Regions from separate parts of the Homo sapiens genome. Here region 1 is linked to region 2. A link is an interaction called in ENCODE POLR2A ChIA-PET data of the cell type or tissue named here. Cell type or tissue: PC-9. All regions are shown on one strand.

Region 1 (4,000 bases), 570 kb before region 2:
CAATCCGCCTGCCTCAGCCTCCCACAAGTGCTAGGATTACAGGCGTGAGCCACTGCACTCAGCCTGATTTTTGTCTTCTAAATACTTTTTCTTCACTAAAAGATTCTAGGCCTAGACAAGTACAAGAACACTTGGACATTAGATTTGCGGCAATTTGAGCATCAAAAATAGCAACTGTCATGATTGAATCATAGTGAATATATAAAAAACTTTGAGCTCATAATGATACTCAAAGAGAAAGGGAAAACTGGCGGTGGCTATTACCTCAACCCCTTACTCTGAAAATTGGTAATTAAAGGTGTGTGTTGAGGGAGCATTTATCCTGCCTTTTTGGTAGAAACAGTAGTTCAGGGTAACCAAATAGCCTCAGTAAATGAGTTTCCAGTTACTGTGTATCTAAAACAAATATCCACCGCATGCTACCCCCTTGGCTGCTCAACTACCACACACAACCTAACAAAATGCAAATATCCCACATAAACCGACATCCCTGACACATTGTGGTGCACCAGGTGTCTAGGAATGAGGTAGCTCAGAGTCAGGATCCGAGAATCCCCAAAGGTGTAGGTAGTGCGGCCTCGTGTCCAGATACTGGACCCGTTATGGCACCACATAGACAAGTTACTATTTTAGAGGAATAAAGTGAGCCAGTAGAAAAACATAGTTAAAAAAAAAACAAAACCCGCTGCCTCTGAAGAGGAGTTTGAGAAGAATGAGGTGGGAAACTGCTATCTTCTTTTTATTTAATTTCCTTTTTTTTTTTTTTTGAGACAGTCTTGCTCTGTTGCCCAGGCTGGAGTGAGTGCAGTGACATGATCATGGTTCACTGCAACCTTGACCTCCCTGGGCTCAGGTGATCCTCCCACCTCAGCCTCCCGAGTAGCTGGGACTACAGGCACATCATCACACTGAGCTAATTTTTATATTTTTTCGCTTAGGATGGTCTTGAATTCCTGAGCCCAAGCAATCTGCCTGCCTGGGCCTCCCAAAGTGCTGGGATTACAGGCGTGAGCCCCCAAGCCCGGCACTGTTTAACTTCTTTAATTTTTTTTTTTTTTTTGAGACAGGGTCTCACTTTTATCACTCAGGCTGGAGTGCAGTGGTATGATCTCGGCTCACTGCAGCCTTGACCTTCCAGGTTCAAGCGATCCTCCTGCCTCAGCCTCCCAAGTAGCTGGGACTACAGGCACGCACCATCATTCCTAGCTAAAATGTCTTAACCACGTACATGCACTTGTTTCATTTTAAATAGATGACAAGAAAGTCTACCAAAGAAAAAAGTTTGGATGCATGGGAAATTTATTTTTAACCCTCTTACATTTTCCTATAGATTCTATCCTCAAGAGGAACCAAAAAGCTCTTGCTTTTCTCTCCCTGCCTCCAGCTTGACAACCCTACACTGTGAATAGGCAGCTCCTCTCTCAGATATACAACATGCCAGCTTTGGCACAGGGTGGTGCCCCTTTTCATTCTTATCTCCATCACCCTTGATTGCCAAGCCTTCCCTTGGCAGCTGGACCCTGGGCTGAACACCAAGATGAAGGACTCTATTGGGCATCGACCCCTTAATCAACCCCAGGGAGGACACAGGACACATTGAATGCCACCTCTCCTCTTAGCTTTCAGCCCAGCCTTTAGCAGGGCACCCTTGAGGACTGAATAGGTCCAGAGGGAGGCAGGAGCTAAGGTGCTGGAAGGAGGTGTTCTGCGGACGGTTGAGGAAGGGATGGAGGCCAACAGGAGAGGGGAATGTAGAGTCTGTGACCATGGCTTCCCACTTTTCTCAGTGCCCGGTGTCTGAGTCAGCATGCCACTTGCCATGTGCTCTGCCCTGTGGGACAAGAATGTAGCCTTCAATGGGGGGGTTTGAGCTTATGCTCACCTGTGGCTGACGTTTCTGCCGTCTGCTCAGAGGTCTAACCTGAATGAATGGATAACACCTGCCATTGCTTCTGGATGTACCCCTGGACTCCACACAACCCGTGCATCCAACTGGCTTGACACTTTGAAAGGGCCTTCAAGCCCTCTCTTTGTCCAAGATGCTCTGTTTGACTCTCCCTGGCCTCACTGAGAGCAGCCAGTGGGTCTCTTCTGCACAACTGGGTCATTCTGCAAACTTTCATCTGTGTCCAGGTTCTGTGTGCCTAGAGGTGAGCTCCTTCTCAGAGATCCCTGTGGAGCTTTGTTTAAATGAGTATTTGCCAAATGACTGAATAGCTGGGGCAGGAGCAGCAGCTAGCCAATCTCATTCACCAGGTAATGGAGTCAGGCAGACAAACTTCAGATGGCCCTTATACAGGGAAGAGAGTTATAGCCAAAGGCTCCAGCATGAATCATCAAACCACATACAACAGCAGAAGCCGAGGCCATCAGTCAGCTAGAATGTGAGACTACTCCTGGCCAGCAATCTGACCTGCAGGGCTGGAATGTTCATAGATACGGGAGAGGTTTTGATAGGAAACCAAGACAGGAGGTGCAAGGGCAATGTGTGGATTATTAATCTGGCCTTCCCTGATTCCCTCACCTGAACAACTGGTAGTAATTAAGAAAGAATCACATTTGAATATGAATTCTCGTCCCCCTCCCTGGCTCTAAATAAATGGCCATGTGCTGGGAATAGGGGTTACCCACTCTCTCAGATGACACATCACACAGCCTTGGCAGAGACTCATCTCTCCTCCTACCCCTGACCCATTCAATTATTTTACCTCCAAGCCCATCCACCTGAGCCAAGGTTCAGGCCCTATAAGGGCATATATAGAGCTGGTAGTATTGCCAATGAAAGGCTAAGAAGAGGTCAGAGTGTCCACCCTGTGACCAGGCTACTGATGTAATGAGTTGGGTGAGATCAACTGGCCAGGAGCACAGTCCAACGAAGTCTCACCTCTCATCCTCACCTCCAGCAGGGTAGAGGGAGTAAAAGGGCCTCAGGACCCCATGTTTTTGCCCTTCATCCTCCCTTGCCTGCTTCTTAAGTGTGGTGAGCAGAGTTGAGCTTGCACTCCTCCTCAGCTGTGCCCAGAATCATGTGGAGGGCTCTCTTGGTTTGGAGCACACTGGCAGCTCTTGCTTCTTCCTCTTCCCTGCCCCTGTCCCCTGGCCCCATTCCCCCGCTCTGCAGAGTACTGGGTCAGAAGGCAGGAGGTGAGGTATTGCAGGGTGGACAGCTGAAGGTATCATCTACCCCAAGGCCAAACTAAAAAAACCAGGAATCTGTCCCATGGGCTGAGATGAGGCCTGCAGGCAAAGCCTCAGGCCTGGAAGTCAGCTCACTGCTTTTGTGGCTGGGGTTTCCCACCCCACAGGTACTTCTAGAAGTTCTGCCACTGGCCCCAGAGCTGCAGAGGTTCTGTGGCTGCTCAATTCAGCCCCGCATCTACAAAGCCTGCCTTCACCAGCATGGTGTGTCTGCCTGGTTTGATCAGCACTTCAGATGGGCCCTGAAGCCCCGATGCAACTGGAGACCACGCCATCTCCAGAGGCCGGTGGATGCTCGGTCCTGGGCTCTGGGCTGCATCCTCTTCTTGATCCCTTCCTCCGCTGGGCCTCCAGTTGCAATGGCTCCAGCCTTTCCTTGGTACTGGAACCAGGGGTGAGTGATAAACAGTCTGTGTTCTTCTCCATAGGCACCAATGCTAGGACACCTAACCCAATTCCGGCTGGTCAAGAAGCTACTCCAACCGATCCCCAGGTCACAGCTAGACCCCGAGCTCCGACTCTGCCAGTCCTGGGCCATGCGTATTTGGAATATAGGATAACCATCACTGAGCACCACACTGTGCTCAGGTGGGGGCAGAAGGGTGAGGGTGGGAAGCAGCACCACTCTGTGAGCCCCAGTGCCTTCCTATCTCTGTAGAATAAAACAGGGCCTATTCTGGGCTTTAAGAATAACGTGGACAACAGAACTCCCCTGCACTTAAAGCACCCCGAATACTCATGGCCTGCATGAGAACACCCACATGCTGTGGGTGTCGAAGCCTCCAGACCTAGTGTGGACTGC
Region 2 (4,000 bases):
AAGATGCTGAGAAGGGTAATTTAGAAATTATCTACCAAAATTTAAAATAGATTTACCTGAATTACTTGATATTTTTACTTTTAGAAATTTAGAATGTATGGACTTTCTCATATATGAAAATATCTAGAATGTATATTCTAGGATACCCATTGAAACATTAATGGTAATAGGAAAATAAAGAAACCACCTATATACTAGATTCAATAAATTATGGTATATCCTAAGAGTAGAATAATATACAGCAATTAAAAATAATGAAAATGCTCTATTTGAACATATAAGGAAATATTTAAAAAGCACAATGTAGTATAGTTTGCTATGGGGGTGAAAAAAAGAGAAAATATATGTGTATACATATATATCAATACAAAGATGACTGGAAGGATGTGTGAGACACTAGTCTGTCATTTGCCTCTGGGGAGGAGAACTGGGTGGCTGGGGCCCAGTCTTTTCCCCAGGAGACTGGAATGAGAGTGAGACATACTTCTCACTATATATTCTTATGTCTCTTTTGAATTTTGTATCATGTATTTGTATTACCTGTTAAAAAAATAATAATATTTTGGCTGGGCATGGTGGCTCATGCCTGTAATCCCAACACTTTGGGAGGCTGAGGCAGGCAGATCACTTGAGGCCAGGTGTTTGAGACCAGCCTGGACAACACAGTGAAACCCCATCTCTACTAAAAATACAAAAATTACCTGGGTGTGGTGGCACACACCTGTAGTCTCAGCTACTTGGGAGGCTGAGGCAGGAGAATTGCTTGAACCCAGGAGATGGAGGTTGCAGTGAGCCGAGATTGTACCACTGCACTCCAGCCTGGGCAACAGAGTGAGACTCTACCTCAAAAAAAAAAATAGTACTTTAAAAATAAATATCTAAATACCAAGTTCTAACACCGTAAACTTATACCACCATAATGACAAACTGATATTAACTCAAAGGTTAAACTCAGGAATGCTTTATAATACAAGTCACAAGATTTTCTTTTCATCTCTTACCCAAGTTCTAGTTCAGTTGTTGGCAGGGATCTCAGAATGCACTTTTCCCTTCTAGAATCAGTGTCCTTGATGGTATTTGGGTTTCTCGTCTATGATAAAGTCCAAAGAATGCGGAATGCAGCTGAACTCTAGGCCTGTTAACCTGAGTCACCATCACTAACATTGGTGGAAAAAACACTCCTGGCTTCTACTAAGGGAACCAGAGTTCACTTGTCCTACCCAGTAACCAAATCAAAATCAAAAGGCAAGGAAACTGGAGTGTGAGCTCCTGATGCATGGAAGGGCCTGGGCTTGAACATCAACCAGCAAGGAGCAGGCTTCCATGTATGTATGTGTGTGTTGTGTTTAGTAACCATCCTGGTTCAAATCCCAGCACCCCGTTACTAGCTGAATATAATTTTGGATCTGTTAACTGTTCTGGTTCAAATCCCAGCACCAGTTCCTAGCTGAATATAATTTTGGATCTGTTAACCTCTCTTTCTCAGGTCCCGTCTCTGTTAAGTGTGGATAATAATAGTATCTTCCTCACAGGGCTGAATGATGAATCTATGTAAAGTATTTAAAATAGTACCTTGCACATAGTAAGTGCTCAATAACTTGTGGGTTTCTTTTTGTTATTTGCATTTTGCTTTTTTGCTTCTCTCTCTTCAATACGTAGAGATAAACTATCACAGAATCTGGAAGCTCTCTGGGTTCCACTCTCCCCCTTCCACTCTCCCAAGGTAACCACTAATCTACAGTTGGTGTGTCCTCAGTAAATATAGGCCAGACTTTCCATGGGATTCCATTTGCAGGAAGACAACCCGTTCACAGGTGCCCTACCCCTGTCCCATTCTCTCTTCTTGATCACAGGTGGTGAGCTATGCCCCATTCACGCTCTTCCCCTCACTGGTCCCCAGTGCCCTGCTGGAGCAAGCCTATGCTGTGCAGATGGACTTCAACCTGCTAGTGGATGCTGTCAGCCAGAACGCTGCCTTCCTGGAGCAAACTCTTTCCAGGTAGGGGACAGTGAAGCATTGGGGGGCCAGGAGCTGCCAGAGCCAAGGAACTGGAAGATTGCAGAGCCGTGAGGTGTTACTGTGTCAGCTGACTTGGTGGGATAGAGGAAAGGTACCTCCAAAGAACAAAAAGTCATAGGAGTCAGGAAAGCTGGCTTCTAATCCTGGCTCGACCAGTTATTTATATGGCCTCAAGCCACTCCCTTTCCTTCTCTGGGCCTAAGGTTTCTTCATCTGAAAAATGAAGAGACTGGCTTAAATCCAAGATCCCTTTATTGTTGACATTCTGTAATCCGTGACACCCTACTTTGAAGACTGATATTTCCATTTGGAATTAGGGGAAGTCAGCCTGGTTTTGGAGGAAAACAGAGGTAGGGAAGGTTATTGGGTTAAAGTCAGATTTTCTACTTCTCCTAAGCAGCGACACTTTCTTGTCACCTCAGGCCTCTCATCTTTGGATGGGATGGGGTACAGACTGGGCCACACTCAGGGCATGAGGAAGCAACCTCTGAAATGGTTCAGCCCATCCGCCCTTCTCTGTCTCTTTCCCTTGATCTTTTTTTTTTTTTCTTCAGATTCTGGGGCAATTTCTTAAAATTTCTTTATTTATTTTAGAATTAAATATATATAGGCTGGGCGCGGTGGCTCAGGCCTGTAATCCCAGCACTTTGGGAGGCCGAGGTGGGTGGATCACTTAAGGTCAGGAGTTTGAGACCAGCCTGGCCAACATGGTGAAACCCCGTCTCTACTAAAAATATAAAAAAATTAGCTGGGTGTGGTGGCGGGTGCCTATAATCCCAGCTACTTGGGAGGCTGAGGCAGGAGAATCGCTTGAACCCAGGAGGCAGAGGCTGCAGTAAGCCAAGATCACGACACTGTACTCCAGCCTGGGCGACAGAGCGAGACTCCATCTCAAAAAAAAAGAAATAATAATACATATATATATGTATATATATTCATTGTAGAATTAAATATCTAGAAATATTATGTATTTACATATACATGCTAGATGTGTATATACTGTACAGGTTGAGCATCCCTAATCCAAAAATCCAAAAGCTGAAATGCTCCAAAATTCAAAACTTGTTGAACACCACATGACTCTACCAGTGGAAAACGCCACGCCTGATGTCATGTGACAGGTGCAGTCAAAACACAGTCAAAAGTTTGTTTCATGCACAAAATTAATTAAAATATTGTATAAAATAATCTTCAGGCTATGAGTATAAGGTGTATATGAAACAAATGAATTTTGTGTTTAGACTTGAGTCCCATCCCCAAGATGTCTCATTACGTATATGCAAATCTTCCAAAATCCGAAAGACTTCTGGTCCCAAGCATTTCGGATAAGGGATATCCAACCTGTAATTGCATGTCTTTGATTAATTTTTCAACAGAAATTAGACTTTTGTTGGAGACAAAATCTTTTAAAAATGTGTGGGTGAATATGAGAAGGGGTCATAATGGTAAGAAGCTTGGAAACCATTGACTTGTAGCCAAAAACCCAATGAGTCATGAATGTATGAATCTGCCCACCACCTTGCCCCTGAGCTGTTTCTTGGAATGGGCCCAGCTTTGTACCTGCAATCCTGGATTGTGGGAAACATGAGCAGCCTGGCTTATAACCCTAATGATGCAATTATGAAGGAGACTTGCAGCTCATCTTTGCAACCCCTGCCTTCTCTGTTCCTCTCTCCTCTCATACACATATAAACCCTAGTTCCTAAGGGAGAAGAGCCCCCTACAAAACATGAAGGGGAGCACCTCTTCAGAAAAAGGAAAGTGTGTCTCAACTTCCTTGGAGGCTGAAGCCCAGCTGGGACTCTCCTCCTAACCAAGGGCTGGCATGAGAGAGCTCACCCTTGGGAGAGAGCTGGCTGAGGAGCAGAGGAACTTCAGGGCAGGCCTGGGCTACTTGGCTTCCCCCCACTGGTCTGCTGTGACGTTTCTGTAACAAGGTGATTCAGGCTTGAGCAGGTGTGCAGAATCCACCCTGAATCT

The links. ChIA-PET counts read pairs that join two places held together with the same protein. Peaks named below come from ENCODE experiments on the same cell type or tissue, not always from the same donor. Only the 100,000 strongest peaks of a DNase experiment are listed, where the experiment ranks them.
Region 1: POLR2A ChIA-PET joins it to region 2 with 5 read pairs; 1 of 35 experiments calls an interaction of 5 or more read pairs at or near these places.

Annotation. Positions count from the first base shown.
Region 1 is chr20:35,514,813-35,518,812 of GRCh38, reverse strand. CEP250 (centrosomal protein 250) reads right to left here. Exons shown (of 35, transcript NM_007186.6): 35 at 1-4,000. Among named protein-coding and RNA genes, the nearest start is that of C20orf173, 13 kb to the left of the region's middle. In PC-9, no CTCF peak of the experiment used is centred here; DNase peaks (open chromatin) are centred at 2,352 and 2,752; H3K27ac peaks cover 2,676 bases.
Region 2 is chr20:34,943,952-34,947,951 of GRCh38, reverse strand. It overlaps GSS (glutathione synthetase), which reads left to right. Exons shown (of 13, transcript NM_000178.4): 3 at 1,854-1,999. Among named protein-coding and RNA genes, the nearest start is that of GSS, 9.9 kb to the left of the region's middle. In PC-9, no CTCF peak of the experiment used is centred here; DNase peaks (open chromatin) are centred at 2,161, 3,581 and 3,941; H3K27ac peaks cover 3,588 bases.